6 separate regions of the Homo sapiens genome follow, and regions 2, 3, 4, 5 and 6 are each linked to region 1. Evidence: read pairs that join two places in POLR2A ChIA-PET (ENCODE). Cell type or tissue: MCF 10A. All regions are shown on one strand. Each heading gives the region's core, and the rest is flanking DNA. Links, peaks and the distances in the headings are about the cores only. Region 1 holds the start of PIAS3 (protein inhibitor of activated STAT 3). Region 2 overlaps POLR3GL (RNA polymerase III subunit GL). Region 3 holds the start of LIX1L (limb and CNS expressed 1 like). Region 4 has its middle 8.9 kb from the start of HJV. Region 5 holds the start of ANKRD34A (ankyrin repeat domain 34A). Region 6 has its middle 11 kb from the start of TXNIP.

The links. ChIA-PET counts read pairs that join two places held together with the same protein. Peaks named below come from ENCODE experiments on the same cell type or tissue, not always from the same donor. Only the 100,000 strongest peaks of a DNase experiment are listed, where the experiment ranks them.
Region 2: POLR2A ChIA-PET joins it to region 1 with 26 read pairs; 28 of 35 experiments call an interaction of 5 or more read pairs at or near these places.
Region 3: POLR2A ChIA-PET joins it to region 1 with 56 read pairs; 28 of 35 experiments call an interaction of 5 or more read pairs at or near these places.
Region 4: POLR2A ChIA-PET joins it to region 1 with 11 read pairs; 17 of 35 experiments call an interaction of 5 or more read pairs at or near these places.
Region 5: POLR2A ChIA-PET joins it to region 1 with 92 read pairs; 30 of 35 experiments call an interaction of 5 or more read pairs at or near these places.
Region 6: POLR2A ChIA-PET joins it to region 1 with 12 read pairs; 19 of 35 experiments call an interaction of 5 or more read pairs at or near these places.

What each region holds. Positions count from the first base shown.
Region 1 is chr1:145,857,037-145,862,202 of GRCh38, reverse strand. It overlaps PIAS3 (protein inhibitor of activated STAT 3), which reads left to right and starts at 3,122. Exons shown (of 14, transcript NM_006099.3): 1 at 3,122-3,236. The coding sequence starts at 3,213. RefSeq lists silencers at 2,316-2,525, 2,996-3,085. In MCF 10A, for the core only: no CTCF peak of the experiment used is centred there; DNase peaks (open chromatin) are centred at 2,322, 2,612 and 3,092.
Region 2 is chr1:145,976,509-145,981,674 of GRCh38, reverse strand. It overlaps POLR3GL (RNA polymerase III subunit GL), which reads right to left. Exons shown (of 8, transcript NM_032305.3): 4 at 4,523-4,591; 5 at 4,136-4,192; 6 at 3,824-3,897; 7 at 3,579-3,692; 8 at 2,827-3,314. The coding sequence ends at 3,228. Among named protein-coding and RNA genes, the nearest start is that of POLR3GL, 14 kb to the right of the region's middle. RefSeq lists enhancers at 1,410-1,479, 1,700-1,789, 2,240-2,379, 1,741-2,382, 2,390-2,439 and 4 more. In MCF 10A, for the core only: CTCF peaks have their summits at 2,598 and 3,983 (motif pointing left); DNase peaks (open chromatin) are centred at 1,364, 2,094 and 3,984.
Region 3 is chr1:145,955,597-145,960,762 of GRCh38, reverse strand. It overlaps LIX1L (limb and CNS expressed 1 like), which reads left to right and starts at 2,746. Exons shown (of 6, transcript NM_153713.3): 1 at 2,746-3,127. The coding sequence starts at 2,836. ANKRD34A (ankyrin repeat domain 34A) reads left to right here. Exons shown (of 4, transcript NM_001039888.4): 4 at 1-1,322. The coding sequence ends at 494. RefSeq lists an enhancer at 195-313 and silencers at 2,692-2,781, 2,812-3,091. In MCF 10A, for the core only: no CTCF peak of the experiment used is centred there; DNase peaks (open chromatin) are centred at 2,692 and 3,232.
Region 4 is chr1:146,010,278-146,015,443 of GRCh38, reverse strand. No RefSeq gene overlaps it. Among named protein-coding and RNA genes, the nearest start is that of HJV, 8.9 kb to the left of the region's middle. In MCF 10A, for the core only: a CTCF peak has its summit at 2,244 (motif pointing right); a DNase peak (open chromatin) is centred at 2,253.
Region 5 is chr1:145,961,916-145,967,081 of GRCh38, reverse strand. It overlaps ANKRD34A (ankyrin repeat domain 34A), which reads left to right and starts at 2,507. Exons shown (of 4, transcript NM_001039888.4): 1 at 2,507-2,898; 2 at 3,545-3,772; 3 at 4,114-4,661. POLR3GL (RNA polymerase III subunit GL) reads right to left here and starts at 2,392. Exons shown (of 8, transcript NM_032305.3): 1 at 2,314-2,392. RefSeq lists an enhancer at 2,496-2,665 and a silencer at 2,981-3,275. In MCF 10A, for the core only: no CTCF peak of the experiment used is centred there; DNase peaks (open chromatin) are centred at 2,421 and 3,581.
Region 6 is chr1:146,004,519-146,009,684 of GRCh38, reverse strand. No RefSeq gene overlaps it. Among named protein-coding and RNA genes, the nearest start is that of TXNIP, 11 kb to the right of the region's middle. In MCF 10A, for the core only: a CTCF peak has its summit at 2,242 (motif pointing right); a DNase peak (open chromatin) is centred at 2,274.

The sequences.
Region 1 (5,166 bases), core at 828-4,827:
GAGATTCTTCCTTCATGAAATCACTAGAACTCAAGGTGAGGTTTTCTCTTAAATGTTTACAGCTTTATTTATTTATTTATTTATTTATTTATTTATTTATTTATCTAGAGATGGAGTCTTGGTCTGTGCCAGGCTGGAGTGCAGTGGTGCAGTCTCGGCTCACTGCAACCTCTGCCTCCTGGGTTCAAGCAGTTCTCCTGCCTCATCCTCCTGAGTAGCTGAAATTACAGGCGTGCGCTGCCACGCCTGGCTAACTTTTTTGTATTTTTAGTAGAGACAGCGTTTCTCCATGTTGACCAGGCTAGTCTCGAACTCCCGACCTCAGGTGATCCGCCCACTTCAGCCTCCCAAAGTGCTGGGATTACAGGCGTGAGCCACCGTGCCCAGCATTTACAGCTTTACTTATTTTTTATTTTATTTTATTTTATTTTTTTGAGACAGAGTCTCTGTCGCCCAGGCTGGAGTGCAGTGGCGCGATCTCGGCTCACTGCAAGCTCCGCCTCCCGGGTTCACGCCATTCTCCTGCCTCAACCTCTCCGAGTAGCTGGGACTACAGGCGCCTGCCACCACGCCCGGCTAATTTTTTGTATTTTTAGTAGAGACAGGGTTTTACCGTGGTCTCGATCTCCTGACCTCGTGATCCGCCCGCCTCGGCCTCCCAAAGTGCTGGGATTACAAGCGTGAGCCACCGCGCCCGGCCATTTACAGCTTTATTGACGTACAACTGATATACGTCAATATGTCTCTCCATGTAAAATGCATGTATTTGAAGTATACAATTTGATGTGTTTTCATATGCATATACACCCATAAAACCATTACACAATCGAGATAATGAACATATCCATCACTTCCGAAAGATCCCCGCTTTGTCTCTTTTTAATAATCCTCCCTACCTTCCTCATCCTGCAACTACTGAAAATTCTTAGAAATACAAACTATAGTAACTTTTGATCTAGAGGACTGAACAGAACAACAGCAAAAAAGATCTCAGGACCTGATGAAGACTCAGGTGTTGGAAGGGAGCAGCTGGAATTTAGAACTAGTTGAGTCTGAGTTTAGCTTGAAGCGCTCACCAATTTGGGTAGCAAAGCAGCAAGGAAAGAACCTGAGTGTTAGGAGAGGGTGGCATCTTCCCTAGGGACAAAAACCACAAAGTAACTGGGCCTAGTTCCAGTTCAACTGGCACCTTCAATCTTTGGCCTGGGTAGGGTCTTATGAGGAGGATTATACTGAAGGCTTAAGCTAAATAAAAGGATTTTTCCTATTTATTAAAGCCCTTTTTTGGTGTGCTGATTATAGGTTTAACATGTCTTGTCTCTGCTGCTAGACTGTGAACTCCTGCAAGGCTTTTATGTCCTCAGCACCTAATGATCCCTGATAAGCACTCAAATATTTATTGAACAAATTGCAGCCAACTATAAAATGCTGTGAGTTTCTCAGTATGTAGTGCGGGTACATTTCCCTTAAGTTGGTATTTTCTGGGTCAGGCGCGGCGGCTCACGCCTGTAATCCCAGCACTTTGGGAGGCCAAGGTGAGGCGGGCGCATCACGAGGTCAGGAGTTTGAGACCAGCCTGGCCAATATGGTGAAACCCTGTCTCCACTAAAAATACAAAATTAGCCGGGCGTGGTGACGCAGGCCTGTAATCTCAGCTATTCGGGAGGCTGAGGTAGGAGAATTGCTTGAACCCGGGGGGCGGAGGTTGCAGTGAGCCAAGTCGCGCCACTGCACTCCAGCCTGGGTGACAGAGTGAGACTTGGTCCCCCCCCAAAAAAATAAAAAAATAGGTATTTCCATGGATACAGAAACAGATTTAATTTGGTGCCTGCATGTGAGTGATCAGCTTGGTTGGGATGGGGCCTCTGGAGGGTCCAAGGCTTTGGAGGAAGGAGAGTGGGTAGGCAGTTCAGAGAGGGACAGAAAGATCCCTTTTGTGGGTAAGAAAACCCCTCTGTTCATCTTCAGCTACACCAAAGGTATGGGGGCTCTGGTGGAGGTATTCTGCACGTGTATCTAGGGTAGTTACTGTTAGGTACACTTTGGATTCAGTACCCCAGGCTTTGCCCTAGGGAGGGACAGTTGTCATTTCAAGGAAGACTGCTTTATACTGTCAGATACCTGGTTCACACCGGCTTAGCAGCAGTGTGCCACCACCCCAATCCCATACGTAAGCGTTGAGGGGTCACAGAGGTAGTGAGAATGATGGGATCCAAGGATCTCGTCTCTCCAGATCCACTCACACCAGGAGTTAATCTCTCCAACGTCGAGCTCTGAGTCCCTCCCTCTCTCGCCCGAGCTCCGCCCCCCTTCCCTCTTGGCGGTCCTGGCGGGCTTCCCCTGGAGGGGGCGGCCCCAGCCCGAGCGCTAGGCCGGGCGGAGCTCCGGCCCGGGCGGAGCCGCGGCCGCCGCGTCCGGCTGCTGGACCGAACTTCTGCCGTGCGGACAGCAGGAGCAGCGCCGAGCCCCATTCCCCCACCTCTCCAGCTCGCCCTCTGAGCCTCCCGAGCCCTCTCTCCATTTCCCACAATTGTGCTGGTAAGTCCCGCTCCCCGCACCAAACTTTTTTTTGCTGCCGAGTTTGAGTCCTACGATCGGACCACGAGCTGCACTGTAGTTGGTGTATGGGGGAGGAGGAGAGGGTGAATTACTGAATGCCGACTCCACGGCTTCCCTAAGACGGATCAGCGCTCGCCCATTTCCCGAGTTGGAAGACCTCTCGATTTTAGTTGATTAAACTTATGCAGAGATGGAGATGAGGGTTTGCGCTCCAACTTCGCTACCCCCTCCCCCATTTCTCTGAGCTCTAGCAGTTCCCGATACTTTCCCTCCATCTTTCAAGTATCTTTGGCTCCCTAAAAGCTTGTCCCCTCCCAACTCTGCCGTGGCAAAGCCCCCCTCCACCAGGCACTTCGGGCCCGCCTCCTCCCCGTTGCCCTAGGGACCCCGCGATCTTGGGGGCCATACACTCCCTCCGGGGCTACGCGTCCTGCCAACCGGCCGCAGACGTGTAGCTGCTGGGTCGGCTGTGGAGGGAGGGGCTCAGGCTGGGGCTTGTCCGAAGCCAGGCGGGCGGGGCCGGGAAGGGGAGGTATAGGGGGCCGGACTGGGCGGAGCAGGCGGCATTTGCGGCCGGCGCCAGGGTGGAGAGTTGTGCGCCGGTCCCTGGGCCTGAGCTCCGGCTCCGGCTGGGGCGCCTGCGATGTCTCAAGATGGCGGAGCTGGGCGAATTAAAGGTACCGGCCCCCTCCCCCCATCCCCATCTGGACTCAGCCCGGCGGTACGCCGTGTCCGGGAAGCGACCGAGACTGGGTGCCGGGGCTCGGGTGGGCGCCGACGACGTGGCAGGCACGAGCTGCTGAGGATGGGAGAGAAGTAGCTGAGAGCGAGGAAGGGGCTGCGGCGGGGCTCCGGGGGCGGGGCTGCGGGGCAGATGTAGGGGTGGGGCCGAGGGGAATTGCAGCTGTTGGGGGCTGAGGCGCAGGGGGCGGGGACGAGGGGTAGAAGTCGGATTTAGTAGTAGGGGCGGTTGTTGGGGTAGGGCCAGGGGGAAAAGGTGCTGTAGAGGCACTGGGGGCGAGTCGATCAAGGCCAAGAGATGCAACAGTAGGGGGCACATGCAGGGATGGGACCGCGGGGCAGACGTAGGGGAGGCTCCGGGGGAAAGGCAGCTGAGAGGATAGGGTCTTTGGGGCTACTCTCGGGATCCGAGCTTTGGGAAATACCAGTAGGCTGCTGAGATGCAGGGGGCGGGGCTGTGCGGGCCGATACCTCGAGGGGTGGGGCAGAAGCATCCTGGAGGCTCAGAGGAAGGTCCTGCCGTAGTGAATCGCGGTGTTTGGGAAGAGGCAGAGGCATGTGAAACTATGGGATAGAAAGGTGGGAAGTTATAGGGGAAGCTAATGGAGAAAAAAAGACAGGACAGAGGAGATAAGGATGGGGAGAAAGAGGAGCAAGTTTCTCATCACATTCCATAAAAGGGGTCCAAGACAAAGCCTCCTATGAGAAGAATTGTGTAGGGCTAGCAAGCCCTGCACATGACAGGATCTCCTAGAGATTCACAGAAGGGAGTCTTCTAAGGAGAGCGCTCCCCTCCTGCTACATAGAGTTTGGAGGGTGACCACATCTGAGGACATCTCATAGAACCTCAAACTACCGAGTTCATCCGCCTGCCTCCTGGTTTTCTTCTGCCCTTTGAAATGGGAGCTATGGTCCTGGGAAGGCTGGAGGTCTAGCCACTGGGCCCAGCTACCTTCAGGGGATTTGCGATTCTGTGCCCTGACTCAGAGGCTTTTCCTTCATCCACCCAGGGTCTCTGTTTAGAGCTCTGCCCTCTCCTCTTCCACCCCTATAGGGGGGCGCTGTAAGTTGTAGAGGAGTATTAATTTCTCTGTGTAGGAGAGATGCCAGATTATGGTTCCTGGCAGATAGAGTAAACAGGCAGGATACTTGGACTCAGTGATTCACTGTTAATCTCCCCGACCCAAGTTTTGGTCCTGTTTCCCTTCCAGAAAAATAGGACTAAGTTGTGGGGAGGGGGTGGTTATATAAACGATTCCAAGAAAGGATCTGGGGAAGTTATGAGCATTGAACCCTGACCTGAAAACCCTGGCCACAGAAGCTTCAGAGGCTTGGGGGAAATAGCTGAGGTGAATTAAGGTGGTTGGGAGGGGTGGGCTGAAGGGCACAATCCTCCAGCCACCTAGCCCCTTTCTTCCCGTGGGGCTGTCTGGCTTGAATCCTCTTGTCTCTCCCTCCTTCTCCCTGTCTCCTATCCTGTTCCCAGGAGGCTGGGATGGGTTTGAGAGTCTGAGAAAGGGCAAGAGAGGAGATAAGCAGCTTAAAGCAGAGTCCAGGGATGGAGGCGGGAGGCTGCATGGACTCGGAGGTGTGTCTGAGGGTGGCTTGCTGTCTGCCATTCCCTGCCCCACTCTGGCTGCTTCCAGGCCTGGGGAAATAGTGTTGCTCAAGCTCGGGGGTGGTGGTGATGATGCTGACCTGATGGTTGCTAAAGTGGGACTGAGATGTCCCTTTGGATAGGTCGACTACCTGGCAGTAATCCACTAGCTGCGAAGCATCATCTTTCCCATCAGTGCTGGAGAGAAAGGCACTGCCCACCTGGTAGCTCAGCCCATGTCTTGGCAGGGCAGGCCTGTGCAAGGGAGG
Region 2 (5,166 bases), core at 398-4,397, 120 kb before region 1:
AAAAATCATGAGGCTAGGGATGGAACATAGCATAGAGAAAAATAGGACTCTTTCCCTTTTTTTTTTGTAGAGGCAGACTTAGGGAAGACTATGTTGCCCCAAGCTGGTCTTGAACTACTCGCCTCAAGCAACCTCCCACCTCAGCCTCCAAAAGCTGTGGGATTACAGGTGGGAGCCACCATGCCCAGGATAGGATTCTTGACAGAGAACCTACCCTGCCTGGGGCCAGTGCAGCCCAGGCTGTGGACATGGCAGCAATCTGTTCAACATAAGCCCTATCAGGCGAGTAGTACTGGGCTGAGCAGCACTGTGTAAGTCCTCTGTAAATGTTTGCAAGCAGGCGCTGGGCACGGTGGCTCACGCCTGTAATCCCAGCACTTTGGGAGGCCAAGGCAGGCAGATCACAAGGTCAGGAGTTCGAACCAGCCTGACCAACATGGTGAAACCCCGTCTCTGCTAAAAATATAAAAATTAGCTGGGCATGGTGGCGTGCGCCTGTAATCTCAGCTACTCAGGAGGCTGGGGCAGCAGAATCACTTGAATCCAGGAGGCAGAGGTTGCAGTGAGCTGAGATCGTGCCACTGCACTCCAGCCTGGGCAACAGAGTGAGACTCCATTTCAAAAAACAAAACAAGACAAAACAAAAAAAGTTTGCAAGTATGGCCTCAAGCCCTAACCTCTCAGGGGTTCTTCCAAAGTGAATAGGAGCCGTGACCCTGTTTACTAGGTCTTGGGCTTCAGGCCTGCCTGATAGTACCTATGGAAAGTAGGGGAAAGGTTGATGGAAACAAGTCTAGCTCATGCCTGGAACCACTTCAGAATCTGGGAAAGCTGCTGGGTCCTGTGTCCCTGGCTTTGTCCAGCAAGGTCACCTGCAGACAGGGCAGAGTCCAAGAATAGTCTGATCTTCCTGACACTTTGAAGTAATACAACTGATCTCAAGTGGTCACTCCAACCTTTGTCCTCATTTCCCCAGTTTCATGGGAAAAGGATGTGTGTGCATAGGATGTGTGCTGCTTTTCCAGAATCTTCTTTGTTCCCACTCTTTTAAGTTCCCAGGCTGACATTGTGGGCTTTATGGGGTGGCTATGCTCCCAACACAGACACATATAGTTGACCAGGTTAGGACTTGGTGTGTGTATGTAGGGAACAATGCAAAAGGAAAATTTTCAATAGCTTTTACTTTTGTTTTTGCTGATCTCTCCCTAGCTATAATCACAGGCTGAAGTACAGCTATGGGAAACCCGTTACAGGTCCCCTATTTCCTTCCTGCCACTCAACACAACACCTCAGGAGGACTAAAAAAAAAACACATCAATCATCATAAATTGCTCAATGACTCTAGAATGTTCTGTTTCTATTCCTGTTTCCTTCACTGCTTCTACTCTTTTCTTCTTTTCTTAGAGGCGGGTTCTTGCTTTGTTGCCCAGGCTGGTGGTGCAATCATATAGCTCACCGCAGCCTCAAACTCCAGGGCTCTAGGGATCCTCCTGCCTTAGCCTCCCTAGTAGCTGGGACTACTAGGGAGTGCCACCACGCTCAGCTATTTGAAATATTTTAAAATATTTTTGTTGTAGAGACAGGGACTCGCTTTGTTGCCTAGACTGGTCTCAAACTCCTGGCTTCAAGCAATCCTCTTGCCTCAGTCTTCCAAACTTCTGGGATTACAGGCTTGAGCCATGGCACCTGCCATTGCTTCTATGTAAACACTAACTAACACACCCAAACTAGGCTTTTAAGGTGCTTTCCCTCAATGGAGTCACAGTCTTTCTTCATTCTTTACAATGGGGTCAGACATATTCAACCTTAGATTGACAGTCTCTATCACTTGATGCTGTAGGGAATTCAGTCGGCCTGCCTGAATGCAGTTGGGGAATTTTTTGAAGGTTCTTCTATACCCCATCTTACGGCTTTCAAATGCTCAGCAGGGTTGCTATGATAGCATGCCTTCTTATTCAGTTCCTATTCTGGACACGCAGCTTGCCCGTGACTGTTGCATGTCAAGTGGCTGGAACCAATCAGCTTATCTAAGGCTTCCTCAGAAGCCAATCAGAGCCTCGGAAAGTGACCTCACCCAAGGGAGAGCTCTGTGGGCGAGAAAGCATCTCTCAGATCTGTGAGTGTCCCTAAGTCACTCCCTTCCTCCCCACCCTCCTTACTTCCTGTAAAACAACACCACACCGCCTACCTCCCTTCCCCCAAAGAAAGGGAGTGAGAAAGGCTAACTAAATTCCACAAAGGGAAGAACCAAAAGAGAAACTGCAACTCAGCCACACACTGGTTTCTGTAACTGGAGAACAGGATATTTAGGGGGACTTGCTCTGCACAGACATACCTTTCAAAGTGGCATCTCCAGAGTCTGGAAGAGGAGGGAGTATGGTGAATAAGTCAGCTCCTCCTCCCTCCTCATACCTGGTTTTCTTGCCTTTCCCCACAAAAATAGCTGTAATCATTTTTTGTAAATAAGGACAAGATCAAGGTCAAGTGTGGGAAAGACAGGACCTATGTCCTTGTGAACATGTGTGAACAGACACAATCATGTCCTTGTGGCCTGAGGACCAGAGGCTCAGAAGTCAGCTGTACTGCAGGGGGCGTAGGCTGTTCTCTACAATTTACTTTGCATTGCCCTACAGATGAGGCCTTGAATATTCCTTGGCTGGGCTCGATTGTGAATATGTGTCCCACCATGGGGGTAGAAGGGAAGGGACAAAGGACAAGCGGGCTGTAGGGCTGTAACCCTCCAGTGTGTCACACCAGACCCGGCTTAGTTAAGCATTTCCTTCATTCCTCCAGCCCTCTGTCACCAGGCCTCACCCACAACAGAGAGACAGATAAAAACACTTTATTTAAAAGTATAAAACCAGGCTTACTCCTTCAAACTGCTCCCACCCCTAATTATCTCCACAAAGAGCTATATAAATTGGGCAGGGGTATGTGTACAGTCATCTCAGCTCTAACAACCCCAGTTCTTCTTTCAATTCTCCTTTCTCCCTTCATACAATTGAGATGTTTGTCCTTTGCACTTTCCCCAAGATAGCAAAGGTGATACAAATGTGGAAGGAGGGGAAGTGTAGAAAATAAACTGTCATCATCCTCTATTCCCATCTCCAGGGAACAGACAGATTATATGAACTCTGACCAAATGATTTGCTTGTCTGAAGAAACAAATAATAGGTACAGTTACTCTCTGTATCCTAAAGAAAGACACGAGGGTCCAGAGTCCTTCTTCAGTATATAGCCTCGTCCATATTGTCATCACTGTCACCACCAAAGTCCTCTCCATTGTCAAAATATGACATGATGTAATCAGTTTCCTGAAATGGAAAAAAAAAAAGTAAAAGTCAATTTGGCATTCACCTTCCTTCCTGTGTACCAGACCCCTTTCCTCTCAGTCACACCATTCCAGGCCTGAGACATCTCTTCCAGCTGTAGTTTGTAGAAGGGGGGCAGATGAAGTAGAGAGAAGCCCCTACCCTGGGGGGCACTATCTCTGTTGGCATGCCAACCCTCTGAGGAGAGCAACCCTAGTATAAAGAGGGTAAAGGGAGGGGGACTAAGGTGGAAGGAGTCCCCTTCACCTCTTCATGTTCTTCTTCATCATACTCTTCTTCTTCCTCCTCTTCCTTCTCTTCTTCTTCTTCTTTCTCCTCATCCTCCTCTGAAGTTACTTCTTCTTCCTTCTTCTCCAGGGTCTCATGTGGGGATGAATAGGAATAGAAACTCAGGTTCAGTTCACAGAAGGGAAAAATTGAGGCACACATGGGCCAAGAGAGAGGGAATGGATCCAGGGCTCAGGAGGTCTCTATGCACACTTCCTCCTCACCTCTAGTTTCTGTATTGTTTCCTCCTTATCTTCTGTGGTCTTAGGGGGCCTCTTGGGGAGCAGAATTGTAATCCCTGGTGGAGGGATCAAAAGGTAAACCTTCAGAGAGCAAATTTTGCCAGCTTTATAGCCCATCCTCATGCAAAGAACATGTCACTCTGCTGCCCTCATGTGGCCACTATGACATCTAGCAACAACACTTGGTAGATTGGGTATAGGAACTGGGATGGAAGGTGAGACCAGCAGCAGCCTCGGCCCTCAGGCTGATGAAGGAAACCTCTCTTCTCCCTCCTTTTTTCCAGATACACTCACGTTCCTTCTGTAGCTTCCGCACTCGGATCTTTAGCTCCCGGGGTAGACGCCGCCAATCTGGGAATAGTGGGAACGTAAATGTCAATAGGACCCTGCCTGGGGTCTCCAGTGAATACTGACTGGTTTTAAAGGGGGGTGAGGGTTTTAAAGGAGAGGAAGGAAGGGGCTGGGCCAAAGTTGTTCAGTGGCTTGGATATCTCCTGAGTAGTGGGAACTATTTAATAGCTTTTTCAGGTAGAATCTGAGAATGTGTTGGACCATAACTAAGGCTCTAGCTTGCAGATGCTGGATCGGGGAATGGGGTGGGGTCATGGGCGTGGTGGGAATAGCTTGAAGCATCCCATGCATTTGAAAGAAGGGCAGTCAATGAAAGGGCCCATCACCTACCAGGGTTCCAATCGATGGCATTGTCAATCGGACCTGACATCTGATATTTGTCTGAATAACGCTCCACATCTGAGGGGTGGAAGGGTCAAAGTTTTATCCCTTCAGAGACCCAGAACAGGACTGTTCCTGAGAGTCCAGCCCTCTCAATACTGAGGAATTATCTGTTTCCTTACCCCAAACCCAGAGCCCAGGGGGTCAGCTTCAGTGAGGACCTTATCTACTTTTTTTTTTTTTTTTTTTGAGACAGAGTCTCGCTCTGTCCCTCAGGCTGGAGTGCAGTGGTACAATCTCAGCTTACTGCAACCTCCACCTCCCAGGTTCAAGCGATTCTCCTGCCTCAGTCTCCTGAGTAGCTGGGACTACAGGCACACACCACCACGCCTAGCTAATTTTTGTATTTTTAGTAGAGACGGGGTTTCACCATGTTGGCCAGGATGGTCTCAATCTCCTGACCTCGTGATCCACCTACCTCGGCCTCCCAAAGTGCTGGGATTACAGGCGTGAATTACTGCGCCCGGCCCCTTATCACTCTTCTAACCTGTTCCTTTTCCACCCAAAATTACGATTTTTTTTTTTCAGACAGAATCTCGCACTGTCGCCTGGGCTGGAGTGCAGTGGCGTGATCTCAGCCCACTGCAACCTCC
Region 3 (5,166 bases), core at 517-4,516, 99 kb before region 1:
TGAGCCGCATGGAGCCAGTGGAGCTGGACACCCCTGGACACCTTTGCCCTGACTCGCCTGAGTCCAGCCGCCTGTCCCTGGAGCGCCGCCGATACAGCGCCTCCCCGTTGACCCTCCCTCCAGCCGGCTCGGCTCCCTCTCCGCGCCAGTCCCAGGAGAGTCTGCCAGGGGCAGTATCTCCGCTAAGCGGAAGGAGGCGGAGTCCGGGGCTGCTGGAGCGGAGGGGCTCGGGGACGTTGCTCCTGGACCACATCTCGCAAACGCGGCCGGGTTTCCTACCCCCTCTCAACGTCAGTCCCCACCCTCCCATCCCTGACATTCGCCCACAACCCGGAGGTCGGGCGCCTTCGTTGCCTGCCCCTCCTTATGCCGGGGCGCCAGGCTCTCCCAGGACCAAGCGCAAATTGGTGAGACGCCACTCCATGCAGACTGAGCAGATCCGCCTGCTGGGGGGCTTCCAGAGTCTAGGTGGGCCTGGGGAGCCAGGGCGCTGAGAGGAGTGAGAGGAGCCAAGGAGGGTGGGGATTAGGACCTTAATGGGATAGGTGGGAGAACCAGCTCACACACACACCACGAACAAAGGGATCTCTTGCATGTGCTCATGGGTGCACAGTGCACCCACACATGGTTAAACATGTGTCCATAAGCACAGTACTCTTATTAGCAAGAAAGAATAAGTACTCTATTTACTGGGTATATACACACATGTATTCATGCCCTGGTCATTTCACATGCATATGGGATTACTTGTGTACCTACAGGCACAGCATATCAATAAACACACAGGGCTAGGGTCCCAAACTCTCTTGCATTTGTTCAGAAGCAGTAGGGAACCCTTACTTATGGGCAGTCTCCGATGTCTTTGCCCTCCTGCAGAAGCAATCCCTTGCTTTCCATGTATGCCCTGAAACACAGCCTATCATGATTTTGCACACTCTCTCCGTGGACATCCCAGCCCATTCTGCAGGTCTTGCTTCTTTCTCCAGGCCTGGCTCCTTATTCACACCCTGCTTCTAACCCCAACCACTTTTCAGGATATCTTTTTCACTCTTCTTGGGGGTTCCTGCAGCAACCCCCAGCCTCAGTTCTGCTGCTGTCTTTACTGCTCTCAACTTCACTTCTCAACTTCCTGCTTTTTATTCCCACCCTGTTCCTCCAACAACTACAACAGATTGTCTCATTTTCCCAGGGGGTGGGTCATGGGCTCTAAGCTGCTCTTCTGTCTGTCTGAGCTTATGAACACCCCCACAGGTAGAAGTGGGGAGAAACCCTAAATCACTCCTCTCTCCACTTGACATATCAAATAAATGTGTTCAGAAGTCTCTGTTTTGTCACTTCTGCCTGGAGGTGTGGGTATGGGGAATGAGGAATGGGGAGGGAGGGTAACACTAACTTATAGCTATAATTATCCAAGGGATACTTAGCTGTTCCAGCCACCTTCTTTCCAAGAAACCAACTTTTCTATAGAGAAAAGGCAAGTGTCCTGTGTCCTGAAGATTTTAAGGCATTTGACAGGATTTCATTTCCTCCAGTTTCCTCTATGTCCAACCTTGAATTCTTTAAGGTTCCTACAAAGAGTTCCTCCCTCCATCATCAGCAGATATATCCCAGTAGATTAACTGTCTCCTTTTGAAACTTCCTATTTCTTGACTACTCACAGTTTTTATTCAGGGTCTAATTTTCATTTCACCAAGTGTGTTTCTTCTATTTTCTTCTACTTCTGGCCTCTATTTCCCCATCTTTGATTTCTGAGCCACTGTAGGAGAGATGGGGGGAAGCAGTTAATATAATCTCACCTAAGCAAAAATGGCCTGGTGACCACATGATAAAGGGTATGTAGAGTGTGTGTGTGTGCATGTGTGCAAGTGTGTGTGTGTGTGCAAAGTAATCAGAGGAACCCAGTCTGACATATTATACCAACAAGGGTAATTTTCTTAATTCCCCCAACTGGACTTCTCAGTTTGCTAATTTTCTGCATGTATCCTAACTCTTTCTCACTCTAATGGGAGGCAAAGAGACTTGCCCATCCCACTCTCTCTTATTCCCTTCCTCTACTTAGAATAAGTGAACTCAGAAATTTACCCAACAATGTGGCATAGTAAAAAGATAAAAATATTGGGAATCAGAACACCTATGCTTAAACTCTGAATTCCACTTTGCCATCTCTTAGCTATTTAATTTTGGCCATTTTTCTAGCTTCCCTCAGCATCTGTTTCCTTATCCCTAAAATAACAAAATCTAGTTAGTGATTGTGATTGTAAATAAGACATGCACTACAGTACATTGCATAGTTTATGTTCATTAAATGTCAGTATCTTTCTTGCCTTAGCTCCACCACCAATTGCATATGATGTTGGACAAGTCGAATTACTTCTCTGAGCCACAATATCCTCACCTGCAATCTGTGAAATGAAATGGTAGGACAAAATGATCTCTACTCTGTCTGCAATCCTCCCCAATCTTGCATCTAGGCCCATTTTTTTCTTCAAGCCCAGCCCCAAGATTCTGTCCTGCTTTCTAGTGCTTGCCACAGGACTCCCAAAGACGCGCCGAAGCTCTGCGTCTGCCTTTCAGAGGATACGCTTTTTCTCTTTGCAATTGGTTCTGAGAATCCCCACCCTCCTCAATAATTTGCCTATGGCGGAGCAGGAGCCCTCCAGCTCCCGCCCCATCACTGGTGATTGGCATGGGACCTAGCTCGTCCCCGCCCCCACTTGACTGAAGGTTCGGCCCTGGCACCGCCCTGAGTCCCCAGGCGCTAGCTGACTGGGGTGGTTGGGACCGTTAGCTCGGCAGGCTGGCAGGCTCCGGGGCGCTACTCCATTGGCGGCCGGGATGGAGACTATGCGAGCGCAGCGGCTGCAGCCTGGTGTGGGCACCAGCGGGAGGGGCACTCTCCGAGCGCTGCGGCCCGGAGTGACTGGGGCCGCGGCCGCCACCGCCACACCCCCTGCGGGCCCCCCGCCTGCCCCGCCGCCTCCCGCACCGCCCCCGCCGCCGCTGCTCCTGTCTGGGGCCCCAGGACTACCCCTGCCCCCCGGCGCCGCCGGCAGCCCGGCAGTGCTGCGAGAGGCCGTGGAGGCCGTGGTGAGGAGCTTCGCCAAGCACACGCAGGGCTATGGCCGAGGTGAGTCTGCGGGTCTGGCCTCCTGCGCGACACCCTCTGTAAGGGAGCCTTGCTCCCACAGTCCTCCGGATCGCTTTTCCTGGCGTGGAGCCCTCACATGCATTTCCTTTTGGGGAGTTTCCTTCTGGGCTACGCACACGCACAGACGCACACACTCATACACACGTTTAAGCCTCCTACCTCCTCCCCTTTACTGAGTTATTAATATATTCTCCAGGGACTCTTTTTCAGATACAATCCTCTTTTCTTCCTAAGCTTTTCTCCTTTAGAAATGGAATTCCTCCTCCAGCTTAATACCTTAACATCTCTCTGCCTTTGAGAACCAGTCCTCATTGTGTGGGATCCTGTCTTTTATTTCAGATCCAATTTCTCATCCATACCCTCTCAGTCTTTCCTCTGTGATCTCTGCAATTCCTGGACTCACCTGTTAATTTGCTCCAGCCCCTTAACCTTGACTGTTAAATTCTTTACTTACTTACCTTCACTCTGAAATTTCAGTGCAACTTCAGATTTACTGGGGAACTAGGTAGTGCCTTCACAAGTCACTCATAGTAATTGTGTATTTAAATCCGGACCTGTACCACTGAACTCACAGCAGCTTCCTGTGGCTCAGTACCTTACTTTGGTATCTTTTTTAGTATGGAGACTCACAACTCCAGCCTTTCTGTCTGGCTGTGTTTTCCTGGCCCTTGCCCAGGAACTGAGGATAAATCCCAGGCCTTGGCTCTTTCAATGTTAAATTCTGTGGAAATGTGCCAGGTTAGAAACTCTATTTCAGTTAGAAAACTTCGTTAATTTCTGGAAAGAGGGATGTGAGGGTTTTCTTTGTTGTTTTCGTTTAACTAGGGTAGTTTCCTGTCTGAGTTTGAGTTCCAGATTTATAGTGTAAGTAATAAGGAATATATAGTGAAGGGTGTGGAATACAGAATTTAAGCCTGGAATTTACAAGACATCCCTTCTGTCTGCTTGGCCAGGTCCTGCCTGACCTGGAAGTGACTATATCTTTAACTTTCTGTTTAACAATAATACAGAGAAAAGTTACAGGGCTTTTCTGTAGATTTTCTTTTTTTAAGAAAGTTTAGTGAAAAGAGCACACACAGGCTTTGGAGATCTTTGTCACTTACCAGCCAAATCTTTGGGGAAGGGACTTAATTTCACTGAGCTTCAGTTTCTTCAAGGGTTACAATATGGATTGACTGAGACATTGCAAATGACATATAACCTAAAAATGATTATTATCTCAAATTTGTTGGTTCATAGTTCCTTAAGTAGAACATGCTTCACTTTTTCCCACTCTTAAATCCTAATAATGTAAACCCAAAAATTCCTATGAAAACAGATTTTTAGAGCCATTTTGCTATATGTGCCTAATGATTCATTCATCATCAATTTCCCTTTGTTCTTCATACAATTTGAACTCCTATTATAAGACAGGAACTCTGCTAGGTGCTGGGGATACAAATGGATGAATCTGAAACTCATGAGGAAATACTATTTTTCCAATGTAATCCCAAGATTTAACAAGGCTATGTGATGGAACTGCTATTAGCTACTATCCTGCTGCTTCAAGTCTCTAAGTCAAGATCAAGGGAAGGTCTTTGCCTCTGGGCACAGGAGTAGCCTAGAGTGGTCACACTAAATCTGAAGCCTTCCTCTTGGCAACTTACAGGCATTTATTAAAATTATAGAAGAGTACACCCTTTTTCTTGTCTGTGTTACCTGGAGAGCCTCTGCTTTGGCTCCCAAACTGGACATCCTGTAAAAACTTTCATTTCCTTAGCAAGGATGAGGGAACAAGGGGATTGTACTGACAAAGGGCAATTAATCAGGCTTCACACTTCGTGGTGATTTTCTTTCCTATCTCCCCACCTCCCATCGCAGTCTTTCTCATTATTCTTGAGTTTCTCATTTCCAGTCTGAGTGTCCAGCCAGTACTTTAGGAAAGTCTGGCAGATAGTTCAGCTTCAGGCAAGCAGAATCTCTGCCCATTTGGCTCAGAAGTCCTTTACCACATGGAATCACTTATTCTGCTTCAATTC
Region 4 (5,166 bases), core at 510-4,509, 150 kb before region 1:
CGCAATCTCGCAATCTCGGCTCACTGCAAGCTCCGCCTCCCGGGTTCAGGCCATTCTCCTGCCTGAGCGTCCCGAGTAGCTGGGACTACAGGCGCCCGCCACCACGCCCAGCTAATTTTTTTGTATTTTTAGTAGAGACGGGGTTTCACCGTGTTGGCCAGGATGGTCTCGATCTCCTGACCTCGTGATTCGCCCGCCTCGGCCTCCCAAAGTGCTGGGATTACAGGCGTGCGCCACCGCGCCCAGCCGAAATTCTTCTCAATTCACTTGAAATTCCCACACCTGAGGGATAAAGTTACTCTTTTAAGAGAACCAATACAAAGAGTATTTCTTCAAAAGGATGTTTTGAGTTAAAATACCTATATTTTCTGTGAAGTGAAGAGACAGCCCTGGATATGTCTCTTCCCCCAATTTTTTTTTCTTCATTACAACACATTATTTTCTCCATTAGCTAAAGGTTACTTTGGAAAGCATAGAGACAGTGCTTTGAGGGAATGGCAGAATGGCTGTGGTCCTTAAAAGAGGTGGAGAGGAGGGAATAGAGGATAAAGAATTGCAGGAGAAATTTGAAATGGCAGACCAGATACGTCTCGAACTCCTGGCCTCAAGTGATCTGCTCGCCTCAGCCTCCCAAAATGCTGGGATTATAGGCATGAGCCACCATGCCCAGCCCAACTAGCCCTATTATTAATGGAGCATTTTTAAATAGGTAGCTCAAAATAAGCATATGAAAAGATGCTCAACATCATTAGTCACTGGGGAAATACAAATCAAATGAAAACAACAATGAAAAAATACTACATACCCACTAGAATGGTTAAAATGGAAAAGACTGTTAAATAAAATACAAAATGTTAGGAAAATGTGGAGCTTTCATGTGCTGTTGGTGGGAATGTAAAATGGTACAACTACTTTGTAAAACAGTTTGGCAGTTCGTTAAAAGGTAAGTGTACACTTACCATACAAACCAGACATTCCAAACTTAGGTACTGACCCAAGAGAAATGATAACATGTGCTGCACAAAAACTTATATACAAATGCTTATAACAGTTTTATCTGTAATAACCAAAAACTGGAAACAACTCAATGTTGAAATGGTGAATGGATACACCAACTGCAGTAAATTCACATAATTGAATACACAGCAATAAAATGAAATTAATTCCTGATATACACAACATGGATAAATCTCAAAGTAATTATGCAAGTGAAAAAAGCTGTTGCCCCGCAAAAAAAAAAAAAGAGTATATACCATCTGCTTCCATTCATATCAAATTATTAAAAATCTTCAGCAGATCATGGACTGTAAAAATATATAAAATGTTAGCAAACATATAGTGAGAAAAGGTGATCAATGGTTGCTTAAGGAATGGGCAGAGTGAAGGAGGGATGGCTTACAAAGGGGCATGAAGTAGGCCGGATGCGGTGGCTCACACCAGCAATCCCAGCATTTTGGGAGGCTTAGGAGGGTGGATAACTTGAAGCCAGGGGTTTGAGACCAGCCTGGCCAACATGGCAGAACCCTGTCTCTAATAAAAAGCCCTGTCTCTACTAAAAACCCTGTCTCCACTAAAAACCCTGTCTCCACTAAAATGCCCTGTCTCTACTGGGTGTGGTAGCATGAGCCTGAAATCCCAGTTACTCAGGAGGCTGAGGCACAAGAATCGCTTGAACCCAGGAGGTGGAGGTTGCACAAAGCCGACATCACGTGACTGCACTCCAGCCTACGCGATACAGCAAGACTCTGTCTCAAAACAACCCAAAGGGGCATGACGAAACTCATGGGGGTGATAGATATGTTCATCATTTTGATTGTGACAGTGGTTTCATGGATATATATATATATTTGTATATGTCAAAACCCATGAAATGACACACCTTAAATATGTACAATTTATCATACACCAAGTATACGTCAATAAAGCTGTAGTTTTTTTTTTTTTTAATTGAGTAGCACATCTTTCTCTCTTTTCTTGGTAGATCAGACAAAAGGCTTAGAATGACCATAGCATGACAAGGAAGATTACAACAGAGACTTTTCTTCTTCTAGGAAACATACAAAAGAAGAGGATAACAGAACAAAGGAAAGACCTTATTTAGTGATTTTATATTCTCCGCTACTCCTATGACAAGGACCACATTCCTTCCTCCAGAATGTCATTCTCAAAGTCAGAGACCACAGAAAGGAGATTTTCCGATTTAAGAACATCAACCCTGTGAATCATAATTCTGTCTTTCCACTTCACCAAGAGTCAGCAGGTGGTGCTAGTGACTAAAAAGTGACTTGGCAGACAATGAGGCAAGTTTCCAGGAAAAGAAAAATTATCGTCTAAGATTATCTGATATGTTGACCATTTGAAAGAAAATATTAATAGGCATTTGCCAGAATTGACATTTAGGAAATAAACTGAAGATAGGTACATAGTAAACAAAGTAAAATTTTAAATAAATTATAATTTAACAATAAAGGGTTGTTCAAGACATGAAACAATCAATATATACTACTTGGCTCCTCAATGGATATCATTTACACAGTAATACTAATGTAAACACTGACTATTGATTCAGCCAGAACTATGCTATAACTTTCTATTGGGAGGATGAGGTAAGGGGAAAGGAAAGGTGGGAATATAGCATGATGTAAGAGTTAAAATTTCAATTACTATAACCATAAGAGAGTAGATATGTCTAATATTTATTTTGTTTCCTTTTTTTTTTTTTTTTTTGAGACAAGAGTCTCTCACTGTTGCCCAGGCTGGAGTGCAGTGGCGCAATCTCAGCTCACTGCAACCTCTGCATCCCGGGTTCAAGCGATTCTCCTGCCTCAGCCTCCCAAGTAGCTGCGACTACAGGCATGCACCACCAGGCCCGTCTACTTTTTGTATTTTTAGTAGAGATGGGTTTCACCATGTTGGTCAGGCTGGTCTCAAACTCCTGACCTCAAGAGATCCATCCACCTCAGCCTCTCAAAATATATATGTAATGTTAGCACATATATAGTGAGAAAAGGAGCTCAATGGTTGCTTAAGGGATGGGCAGAGAGGAGGAGGGATGGCTTACAAAGGGGTATGAAGCAGGCTCTGTCGCTCTCGCTGTATCGCCAGACTGGAGTGCAGTGGCCCAATCTCAGCTCACTCTATCCTCCATCTCCCGGGTTCAAACAATTCTCATGCCTCAGCCTCCCAAGTAGCTGGGATTACAGGCGTGAGCCACCACACCCAGCCTAGTTGTATTTTTATATTTTCAACACCTAGTCTGGCACATGATCTGTAAATGTTTTTAATAAGGAAAATAGTCCAGGCACGGTGGTTTACGCCTGTAATCCCAGCACTTTGGGAGGCCAAGGCTGGCGGATCACCTGAGGCCAGGAGTTCAAGACCAGCCTGGCCAACATGGGAACCCCATCTCCACTAAAAATACAAAAATTAGCCCAGCGTGGTGGCGTGGGCCTGTAGTCCCAGCTATTTGGAAGGCTGAGGCAGGAGAATCACTTGAACCCAGGAGGTGGAGGTTGCAGTGAGCTGAGATTGCGCCACTGCACTCCAGTTTGGGTAACAGGGCAAGACTCTCTCTCAAAAAAAAAAAAAAAAAAGAAAGAAAGAAAAGAAATATGAAGTGCATACCAGATGAAAAAGCTGAAAGAGGCAGGGTGCAGTGGCTCATGCCTGTAATCCTAGGCATGGATTTAAGAGGCCTAGGTAGATGGATCCCTTGAGCCCAGGAGTTCAAGACCAGCCTGGGCAACACAGCAAAACCCTGTCTCTACAAAATATATAAAAATTAGCTGGGCATGGTGGTATGTGCCTGTAGTCCCAGATACTTGGGAGGCTAAGGCAGGAGGTACACCTGAGCCCAGAAAGTCAAGGCTGCAGTGAGCCATGATCATGCCACTGCACTCTGGCCTGGGTGATAGAGTGAGATCCTGTCTCAAAAACAAGGGGGCGGGGGCCGGGTGTGGTGGTTCATGCTTATAATCCCAGCCCTTTGAGAGGCCAAGTGGGGGGAAGATCACTTGGGCCAGGAGTTCAAGACCAGCTGGCCTACATGGTGAAACCTCATCTCTACTAAAAATACAAAAATTAGCCAGACGTGGTGGTGTGGGCCTGTAATCCCAGCTATTTGGGTAGCTGAGGCAGGAGAATTGCTTGAAGCTAGGAGGTGGAGGTTGCAGTGAGCCGAGATCGCACCACTGCACTCCAGCCTGGGGCTGAGATTGCCCCACTGCACTCCAGCCTGGGTGACGGAGTGAGATCCTGTCTCAACAAAAAAAAAAAAAAAGAAAGAAAAAGAAAAAGGGGCTTGGGCTTGAGGACTGCTGTTTTTTGTAAAATCATTTAATATCATGTGATTTTTAACTACATGTTACATTACATTGATTAAAAAGAGGAGCATTTGGCTGGGCGCAGTGGCTCATGCCTGTAATCCTAGCACTTTGGGAGGCTGAGGTGGGAGGATCACCTGAGGTCACGAGTTCAAGATCAGCCCGGTAAACATGGTGAAACCCCGTCCCTACTAAAAATACAAAAATTAGCTGGGCATGGTGGTGCATGCCTGTAATCCCAGCTACTTGGGAGGCTGAGGCAGGAGAATCGCTTGAACCCAGGAGTCCGAGGTTGCAGTGAGCTGAGATTGTGCCACTGCAGTCCAGCCTGGAGACACAGTGAGACTCCCTCTCAAAAGAAAACCCAAAAAACAAAAAGAGGAGCATTTCTGGGCAGGTGCAGTGGCTCACGCCTATAATCCCAGCATTTTGGGAGGCCAAGGCGGGTGGATCACTTGAAGTCTGAAGTTTGAGAGCAGCCGCGGACATGGCAAAACCTGACTCTACTGAAAATACAAAAATTAGCCGGGTGTGGTGGCTGGCACCTATAATCCCAGCGGCTTGAGAGACTTAAGCAGGAGAATCACTTGAACCGGGGAGGCGGAGATTGCAGTGAGCCAACATCATGCCACTGCACTCCAGCCTGGGCAACAGAGTGAGACTTCATTCCCCACCCTCAAAAAAAAAAGGGAGCATTTCCACCTTGGCCTGAGCTTTTTCCCCTTAACTTTGTGGCCATCTCAACCACTTCTCAGATCAAACAAACACCTCCCTCCCTACTATACTCCACCCTATGTACTTCATGGCAAGTTCCTTCCCACATTTCTTCTCAAGGAAACAGATA
Region 5 (5,166 bases), core at 742-4,741, 100 kb before region 1:
TCATACCTCACTGGAAAGACTATAAACATAATATTTCAAGGGGAGCAATTTGTCCAGTTAAATCAACAGCCTTTGAAATGTTTATATCCCTAATCCAGCAATCCCACTTTAAAAATATATTCCAAAGACATCAACAGATATACAGTCACAGATATAAGTAAAAGGATATTCATCAAAGAGCTATTTATGGTAGCAAAAATTCTGAAATAACTGAAACAATCTAACAATAAATGAATGGTTAAAAAATACCCATTTTATTTATTTATGTTCTTTTTATTTTATTATTTTTTTTTTGAGACAGTTTCACTCTTGTCGTCCAGGCTGGAGTGCAATGGCGCAATCTCAGCTCACCGCAACCTCCACCTCCTGGGTTCAAGTGATTCTCCTGCCTCAGCCCCCCGAGTAACTGGGATTACAGGCATGCGCCACCATGCCTGGCTAATTTTTTTTGTAGTTTTAGTAGAGATGGGGTTTCTCCATGTTGGTCAGGCTGGTCTTGTACTCCTGACTTCGTGATCCACCCGCCTTGGCCTCACAAAGTGCTGGGATTACAGGCATGAGCCATCACGCCCGGCCTCTTTTTTTTTTTTTTTTTTTTGAGACAGGTTCTTGCTCTGTCGCTTAGGCTGAAGTGCAGTGCAGTGGCAATTTTGGCTCACTGCAGCCTCGACTTCTCCAGCTCAAGCAACCCTCCACCTCAGCCTCCTGAGCAGCTGGAACTACAGGCCTGAGACACCATGCTTGGCTATTTTTTTTGTAGTTTTTGTAGAGACAGGGTTTTGTCATGTTGCCTAGACTGGTCTTGAACTCCTGGGCTAAAGTGATCTGCCTACCTCAGCCTCCCAAAGTGCTGGAATTACAGGCATGAGCCACCACGCCCAGCCAGAAATGGCTTGCTTTTAAGAATGCTACCAATTCCACTGTAAAAGGACAGATTTCCTTTTTTTTTTTTTTTTTTTTTTTTTGAGAGGGAGTTTTGCTCTTGTTGCCCAGGCTGGAGTGCAATGGTGCGATCTGAGCTCACTGCAACCTCCGCCTCCTGGGTTCTAATGATTCTCCTGCCTCAGCCTCCCCAGTAGCTGGGATTACAGGCATGCGCCAACACGCCCAGCTAATTTTTGTATTTTTAGTAGAGACAGAGTTTCTCCACGTTGGTCAGGCTGGTCTCCAACTCCCGACCTCAGGCGATCTGCCCGCCTCGGCCTCCCAAAGTGCTGGGATTACAGGCATGAGCCACCGTGCCCAGCCATATTTCCCTCTTTTACAGTGGAAGTGTGGAATGCATTTCCTTTAGCTATATATTTCTTATTTAGAATATTTGTAGGATATTGACTAAAGAACAGGTATCAAAAAATTGAATGATCTACAAGAGAGATAAGAGAGTTCCCTTACTAAAGATGTTTACATAGAAGCTGGGTAAAAATTTACTACATAGGGTTTGTAAGAAGGATGCATGGCTCTAGTAGAGGATTCCCTATGATCAGCATGATTTAGCATTGTGTCTGGCATATAGTAGGTGCTCAATAAATATTTATTGAATGAATAAATACATCATTTCTATGGGCCTTTCCAAACTTGAGAAATTGTGATCCATAAAGCCTCCCCTCACCATTCCAGTTCTCCTTGCTTTCTTCCTTCTCTAGATTGTAGAAACAATTATGAAACACTAATATTATGAACCACTAATTTAATGGCTCTTAATTACATACTGTATTGTCTTTTATTGTTCCCTAGTTATGTTAGGAGTTTAAATTCTGCCTCCCCAAAAAGAGTGCTAGTTACCAGAAATCAATTCTATTTAACTAACGTTTATTGGGCACTATATATTAACTACTAGCACCTGTCCTACAAAACCTTCTATTCTAAAAGGCATAGAAACGTTAAAGAGAGACAGTGCACTAAGTGTCCTAATAAAGGTATATACAAAACGCTATCGTAGACGGGGGAACAATTCATTTTGCAAGAAAGGCGGCCCAGGAAAACTACAGGTAGCATTTCAGCTAGTCTTCATAGATAACAGGAGTTTGTCAGGCTCTTGGGATAATATTAATAGATTAGGGGGAAGTTGATGCTATAGCAAAGACAGATACAAGAGGCTGTCTCGTTTTCTGCTTTAATGTCTCTCCCCATGCGCGATAGAAAACTGCCATTCTCTAGTATACAATCAATACAGAAATGGAAGCCCAGGGGAGAAACGGTAGGGAGCCAGAAGGGGGCTGATCCAACAACCTGACGGAAAGCGTTGTCTATTTCGCAGCCTGGCCGGGGTGAACAAGTTTGGCAAGTGTCGGACCGAACCAGGTCAAGCCTTACCTGCTGCCCCTCCCCAAAGCGGAGCCCAAGCCGCGACCAACTTGAAATGTACTGGGCTTCCTCAAGTCGGTGGCGTTCTAAGCCCGCCTCCCGGAGCTCCCTATTGGTGAGTTTTCTCGGCCAATGCAGGAGAAGCCGAGGAGGGAAGTCCGCCCTCTTGAAGCCTAGGAAGAGAAGGAGGGAGGGAGCGAGTACGCCCGGAACCGAAGCTTGCGAAGCGGGTCGCAGAGAGAGATGGGCGTTGCAGAATCAGCTGGGGTCACTTATTTCCGGTCTCACTCCAGATGAAGGAGCCACTAGCCGGCGAGAGTTCACCGAGGGAACGTGACACTCATATCTCATCGAGGGACCGTGTTGAGGGAGCCCCTACAGAGAGGCCAAAGGAGGAGAGGGCCTACGGAGAAATGAACCTCTGTAAAAGCTGCTCTTTAGGGATCAGTCTTTTTGTGACTCTAGCTTCATAGCTTGGTCTCTCCATTACTCCAGCCTTCCTTTCAATCATACACTGCCTCTCTCCAGCACCACCAATGGATACTTCTTTTCTAAAAATGTTTTTCTGTGGGTTGCTGCCGTGTCTGTGAGAAGGTGGGCAGAGGGTTCAAGAAAGGAAGGATTTGGGATCAGCGTACCAGGGTTGGGGAGACAGGGCAGGAGCCCAGCTTTTTCTGCATTTTCCACTACTTTCCACTTCCTGCGAGCTCCTTGGGAAAGCCAGCAGAGTGGAAGGAGGAGTCCTATTTTCACAGAAAGCAGAAACAAGGGAGAAAGGTTCAGAATGGAGATGAAATCTAGGAGTTAGTCAAGAAGAACATCCCAGATGTCAGAGAAAATGGCCTGTAGACTGGGAGGCTGTAGGTGTAGTGGCAAGCTCCCAGTCTTTGCCATAGGACAGAAACATAGCTGTGAAGCTTTGGAGAGCTTGCTTAACCTTATTAAGTCTGTTTCCTCATCTGTAACAAGAAGATGATAGTTCCTATCTTATAAAGTTGTGAGGATTGAAAATAGTGTATGTAAAGCACATGGCACATAGTTGACACGTGTCCAAGAAATAACTAGTAAAAATGGGTAGCTTCCTGCAAATATTTCTCTCTCTCTCCCATCCCCGGGAACATTATTTTCAGTATCTTGCATCTGGGGGGCCTCCAGCCTCTGAATTAGCTCAGGACCCTGAGTGAACTTTTTAAATCCTTAGGATTTTTCTTTTTCTCCCACTTCCCTTGGTGCCTTCCAGCTGGACACAAACTCATTCCTAAAATATGTGGATGGAAGCTATGGTAACCATGGAGACAGGGCAGGTGGCAAGGAGAGGCAGAGACAGTGTGAGAGACCAATAGACAGATAGGAAGAGAGAAGATATAAGGAATGTTTCAGACAGAGATCGTCAAGCAAGATGGAAAAAATAAGACGTCTAAGCAAGACTGAGATTAAAGAGATGCAATGTGAGAGAGTGTATTACAAGGTTCGCTCTTCTTCCTGCCCCTGTCCTATCTCCCTGCCCACAATAATACGGGGTGGAGGCACCTGGAATGTCCCTTGCCTTATCTAAAAGTGCTCCCATATCCACCTTCCTCATACTTATCTAAGAGGTCTACATAAGGGAGCTGAGGTCCAAGTTTCTCTGCGATGGGTGTTCCGTTTTTGAGAGATGGGGCGGGGGTGTATCTGTGTCTGACTCCAGGCTGGACCGTGATCTCCTTCACAATTAAACTACAGGAAGAAAGCCACATCTCTTGCCTCTCTTTGCACAGTATGGACACCGGCTGTGGATCCAAAAAGCCTTTCTACACCTTTCTTACACAGTGTGCCATGTGCCGTGTATGGCAGGTCAGGTCTGGCGCACAGGAGCGCACAAACACACCAAGTGCGGAGAATGGGGATCTGCTGAATCTCAGCGAAGAATCTGGATGATGGTCCCTGTCTGGGTCGCGGAGGAGTCCCCTAAGGAACACTTAGGTTTGTTGGGGCTGAGGGGAGGTCGGCTGAGAAAAGGAAGTCAGGATTGGAGCCTCTAGGTTTTTGAGGGTTTATGTGTGCATGAGTGGGGGAGCAGTTTGGTGCCTGACGCCCCCACCCGCAGTGACTAGGCTATAAATAGCACAGCAGAGCTCCGCCCCCCCCCCCCCCCCCCCCCCCGCCAAGCTTCTCTCCTCCCGAGCCGGCGCTGTGCCCGGGGCGCTCCGGGAGGAGGGACCAGGATCCGGCGCCGGGGCGCAGATACTGACACCAAGGGAATCCGGGTGCCCCCCCCCCCACGCCATGCGGGCCCCCAGGAAACTGGCTCCGCCACCTCGGCTGCCCCGTGGCCACGGCCCCAATCCTGGCCAGGCGGAGATTCTGCGGACATTCAGGTATCTATCTGGGCACACAGCCTGGGAGGGGAAAGAGCAAGGAGTGATGGGGAACATCGCAGGGGCAATAGAACCCCCCAATTCTCCCTCCACCCGTTTTAGGTCTCAAATGCAGGCTGCTTCCCTCCCCCCACTCAATTTTTGGGGTTGTGGCAAGCTAAAACAGGTTAGGAATGAGAATACATGTGTGACTGTAGGGTGCATGTATGTGGGTGGGTGGCGTTCAGCATCCTAGAAAGGGGGATCCCAAGTGTGGATAAGACAAGGGGGACAGAGGAAAGGTCTGATAAGCCATGGGGTGAGGGTGGGGGTGCGGACATCCCTGCGCGTGCACGAACGCATTTGCACGCGCGCTAGTCCTTCAGTGCGGGTGCACCCTTCCCACCTCCTCAGGCATGCGCTGCGGGGGAAGGGCCGGCTCAAAGGCATGAGTTAGAGGAAGGACTGTATGCCGTGAAGGTCTCCTCCACCCCACGCTGGGTCCCTGCATCTGTGCCTCAGTTTT
Region 6 (5,166 bases), core at 383-4,382, 150 kb before region 1:
CAATGATTACAGCCTTGAGCCACCACACCTGGCACAGAACCAACATTTTTAATATTAAGCGTTTCACATAGTCAGTCTTTGATACAACACTTCTACCTTTGAGAAACTAAGTCATATTTTCAAAAAAGTAGGCTGGCTGGGAGCGGTGTCTCATGCCTGTAATCCCAGCACTTTGGGAGGCCAAGGTAGGAGGACTGCTTGAGCCCGGGAGTTTGATACCAGCCTGGGCAACATGGTGAGACCCCCGTCTCTACAAAAAAAATAAAAATTAGCTGGCTGTTGTGGCATGTGCCTATAGTTCCAGCTACCTGGGAGGCCGAGGTGGGAGGATCAGTTGAGCCCAGGAGGTTGGGGCTGCAGTGAGCTATGATCGCACTACTGCACTCCAACCTGGGTGACAGAGCAAGACCCTGTCTCAATAAAAGAATTAAAAATAAATTAAAGGCCAGGCGCAGTGGCCCATACGTGTAATCCCAGCACTTTGGGAGGCTGAGGTGGGCGAATTGCTTCAGCTCAAGAGTTCAAGACCAGCCTGGGCAATATGGCAAAACCCCTTCTCTACGAAAAATACAAAAAATTAGCCGGGAGTGGTGGTGTGTGCCTGTGGTCCCAGCTACTCGGGAGGCTAAGTTGGAAGGATTGCTTGAGCCCAGGAGGTCAGGAGGTCGAGGCTGCAGTGAGCTGAGATTGCACCACTGCACTCCAGCCTGGGTAACAGAGTGAAATACTGTCTCAAAAAATAAATAGGTAAAAATTTAAAAATTAATTAATTAAAAATGAAAAATAAATGTAGAAATCAGAGAAAGCTTTACAAAGGAGATGACTTTTTTTTTTTTTTTTTTTTTGAGACAGAGTCTTGCTCTATCACCCAGGCTGGAGTGCAGTAGCACAATCTTGGCTCACTGCAACCTCTGCCTTCCGGGTTCAAGTGATTCTCCTGCCTCAGCCTCCCGAGTAGCTGGGATTACAGGCACCCACAATCATGCCCGGCTAATTTTTGTATTTTCAGTTGAGACGAGGTTTCACCATGTTGGCCAGGTTGGTCTTGAACTCCTGACCTCAGGTGATCTGCCCGCCTCAGCCTCCCAAAGTGCTGGAATTACAGGTGTGAGCCACCACACTTGGACAATCTTGGACTTAAAAAAAATCTTTTTTTTAAGGCTCAGGGACTCACTAGGAATTTTGTCCTAGCTGTGTGATCATAGGCAAGTCATTTGAGTTCTCTGAATCACAATATTCTCTTCTGCAAAATGTCTTCCTGCTTACCTGGTGAGAATCAAATGTTTGTGCAACTGCGTTATAATGCATATATATAGATATATAGATGACAAAATATAATTAACAAAGAAAGTACTGGCCGGGCATGGTGGCTCACACCTGTAATCCCAGCACTTTGGGAGGCCAAGGTGGGCAGATCACCCGAGGTCAGGAGTTCAAGACCAGCCTGACCAACATGGAGAAACCCTGTCTCTACTAAAAATACAAAATAAGCCAGGCGTGGCGGCGCATGCCTGTAATCCCAGCTACTTGGGAGGCTGAGGCAGGAGAATCGCTTGAACCTGGGAGGTGGAGGTTGCGGTGAGCCGAGATCGCCCCATTGCACTCCAGCCTGGACGACAAGAGCAAAACTCCATCTCAAAAAAAAGAAAGTACTGATCTGGCACAGTGGCTCATGCCTGTCATCCCAACACTTTGGAAGGTCGAGGTAGGAGGATCACTAGAGCCCAAGAGTTAGAGACCAGACTGGGCAACATAGCAAGACCCCCATATCTACAAAAAACTTAAAATTAACTAGGCATGGTGGTAGTCCCAGTTCCTCAGGAGGCTGAGGCCGAGGGTTGCTTGAGCCCAAGAGTCAGAGACTGCAGTGAACTGATCGCACGACAGCACTCCAGCCTGGGCAAGAGAGAGGCCCATCTCTTAAAAAAATTAATTCATTTTTTCAAAAGGCATTGATGGATCTAGAAAAATAAATAAATGTTTTAAAATTTTTTCTTAGAAAAGAAAGTATTATTAATTGTCAGTCTGGATAAAAAAATAGAAACTTGTTTTAATGTAGAATTTCTTTCCCTCAGTCATGAACACCACATTTCCTTCATTTGTTCCTTCTCATAATCAAAAATCATCTTTGCCACTCAGGGGAGTGATCTGGGCTGTTTTGGCTCTCAGAAAAGCTTTTATTTGTTTGAGACAATTCTTGGACTAAGAATTTTGACAGTATATTAAACTGCCCACTAGGTGGCAGAGCTGAGTCAACTGTATTTCTGAATTGTGTAAGAAATAATTTCTCAGAAAAGGGGAAGTTGGGTTGAGCACACAATGTCCCATCTCCCTCATACTTATAAACACCAACGCAGTCCAATTTTCTTCTCACAGAAAAACAAACCACCACCTCTCGCCTCCTTACCGTCCCTGCTCTGATACATATTTGGGCCACAGGCTTTGAGGAGGGACAAATATGATACAGTTTAGCATAAGAAACTGAGGTTGAGGTGTCAAGTCTAATAGTAATAAGAAATAATACTAGGATCTGAATTACTGGTATATTCTATCCAGAGACATAACCCAATCTATCAATTCAATCAATCTATCTCTATATGTATGTGTGTGTCTGTGTGTGTGTGTGTGTGTGTGTGTGTGTATATATATATATATATATATATTTTTTTTTTTTTTTTTTTTTTGACATGGCAATTCAAGCCATCCTCCCACCTCAGCCTTCCGAGGAGCTGGGACTACAGGCGTGCACCATCACACACAGCTAATTTTTTTTATTTTTAGTAGAGACAGGGTTTCCCCATGTTGCCCAGGCTGGTCTCGAAGTTGTGAGCTCAAGTGATCCGCCTGCCTCAGCCTCCCAAAATGCTGGGATTACAGGCGTGAGCCACTGCACCTGGCCTCAATTTATATTTAATAATACATTTATTCTGTGAAGTGTACTCTAATAGATGCTAGGAAGAATACAAAGATAAAAAAGGGCAGAGTTTCTATTCTCTAGGAATTTAGGAGAGAAAAGGCACTTTACGTGTTAGTGCTATGTAAGAAATATGAATGTGCTATGGAGTATTCCAAAGAGAATGAAAAAATATTTGATTGTAAGGTAAAAGATGAGGGGATTGGCTGGGCATGGTGGCTCATACCTATAATCCCAGCACTTTGAGAAGCTGAGGCGGGTGGATCGCTTGAGCTCAGGAGTTCAAGACCAGCCTAGGCTACATGGTGAAACCCTGTCTCTACAAGTTTTTTTTTCTTTTCTTTCTTTTTTAAGTTAGCCGGGTGTGGTTGCATGCCCCTGTAGTCCCAGCTACTCGGGAGGCTGAGGTGGGAGGATTGTTTGAACCTGGGAGATCGAGGCTACAGTGAGCCATGATAGCACCACTGTACTCCAGCCTGGGTAACAGAGTGAGACTCTATCTAAAAAAAAAAAAAAAGTTGAGGGGATTGGGAAGCAAGAAATGTTTTTGGTTTTGCTTTGTTGCTTTGAGATAGAGTCTCACCCTGTCACCCAGGCTGGAGTGCAGCAGCATGATCTCAGCTCACTGCAACCTCCACCTCCGGGGTTCAAGCAATTCTCCTGCTTCAGCCTCCCGAGTAGCTGGGATTACAGGCACCTGCCAACCATGTCCTGCTAATTTTTGTATTTTTAGTAGAGATGGGGTTTCACCGTGTTGGCCAGGCTGGTCTCAAACTCCTGACCTCAGGTGATCCACCCACCTCGGCCTCTCAAAGTGCTGGGATTACAGGCGTGAGCCACTGCGCCCAGCCAAGAAAGGTTTAATAGAGGAAAAATTATTTGGCTGTCTACAGAAGAGTGGGTAAAATTTCAAAAAGCAGAGATGGGGAAGGACAGGCACACTAGGTACAAGGAAAAATGTAAGCAGGGACATAAAGACAGAGAAGGATATATTAAGGGAACACTGAGTGCTCAGTTTTGGCTGAAGCATAGGGTACATGTATGAGGAAATAGTGGGAAATGAATGAGAAAATTTGGTTGAGGACATTTCGTGAAGGCTTAAATGCCAGGTTGAAGCATTTAAACGTGATTCAGTAAGCAATACATTTTGCATTATTATAGGAACACACAGGAACTCAATTCTGTGAGATTAATCTAGTGATGTTCTATAGATTACAGCAGGAAAATCAGTTAAAATCTATTAAAGTAATCTAGGCAAAAGTAACAAAAACATGAACCAGAATGGTGGCAGTAGAATAAGAAACAGGAGACAGGTGCTAGAAACACTAGAAAGATGGCTCTATAGAATTCAGCAGTTGACTGGATGTGGGGCATGACAGAGAGGAAGGAATTAAAGGCAATCCCTGGATTTTAAGCCTTTATAACTTGGGGAATATATAATGGTTCTATTAAAACAAACAAGGGGGCTGGAGGCAGTGGCTCATATCTATGATACTAGCACTTTGGGAGGCCAAGGTGGAATGATCCCTTGAGCCCAGGAGTTTGAGACCAGCCTAGGCAACAAAATGAGATCCCATCTGTACCAAAAATTAAAGAATTAGCTGGGCATGGTGGCATATGCCTGTGGTCCTAGCTACTTGGGAGGCTGAGGCAGGAGGATCCCTTGAGAGCGGGAGTTCAAGATTGCAGTATGCTATGATCCCTGATCCCACCAGTGCAATCCAACCTGTGTGACAGAGCGAGACCTTGTCTCAAAAAGAAAGAAAGAAAAAGAGGGGAAAAAAAAAGGCCGGGCGCGGTGGCTCACGCCTGTAATCCCAGCACTTTGGGAGGCCGAGGCGGGCGGATCACCTAGGTCAGGAGTTTGAAACCAGCCTCAACATGGAGAAACCCAGTCTCTACTAAAAATACAAAATTAGCCGGGCGTGGTGCTGCATGCCTGTAATCCCAGCTACTTGGGAGGCTGAGGCAGGAGAATTGCTTGAACCTGGGAGGTGGAGGTTGCGGTGAGCTGAGATCACGCCATTGCACTCCAACCTGGGCAACAAGAGCGAAACTCCGTCTCAAAAAAAAAAACAAGGCAAAGAAATGGGTTTGACCACCAGGGAAAGATTATGAATTCATTACTAGACAAGCTGAATTTGAGATAACAGCTGGAACTTTGGAGACAGGCTAAAGGTATAGCATAGATTTAAAGTCATTTACACAGAGTGATGTACAGACAGTCAAACTGAAAAGTGAAACTTCAAGAA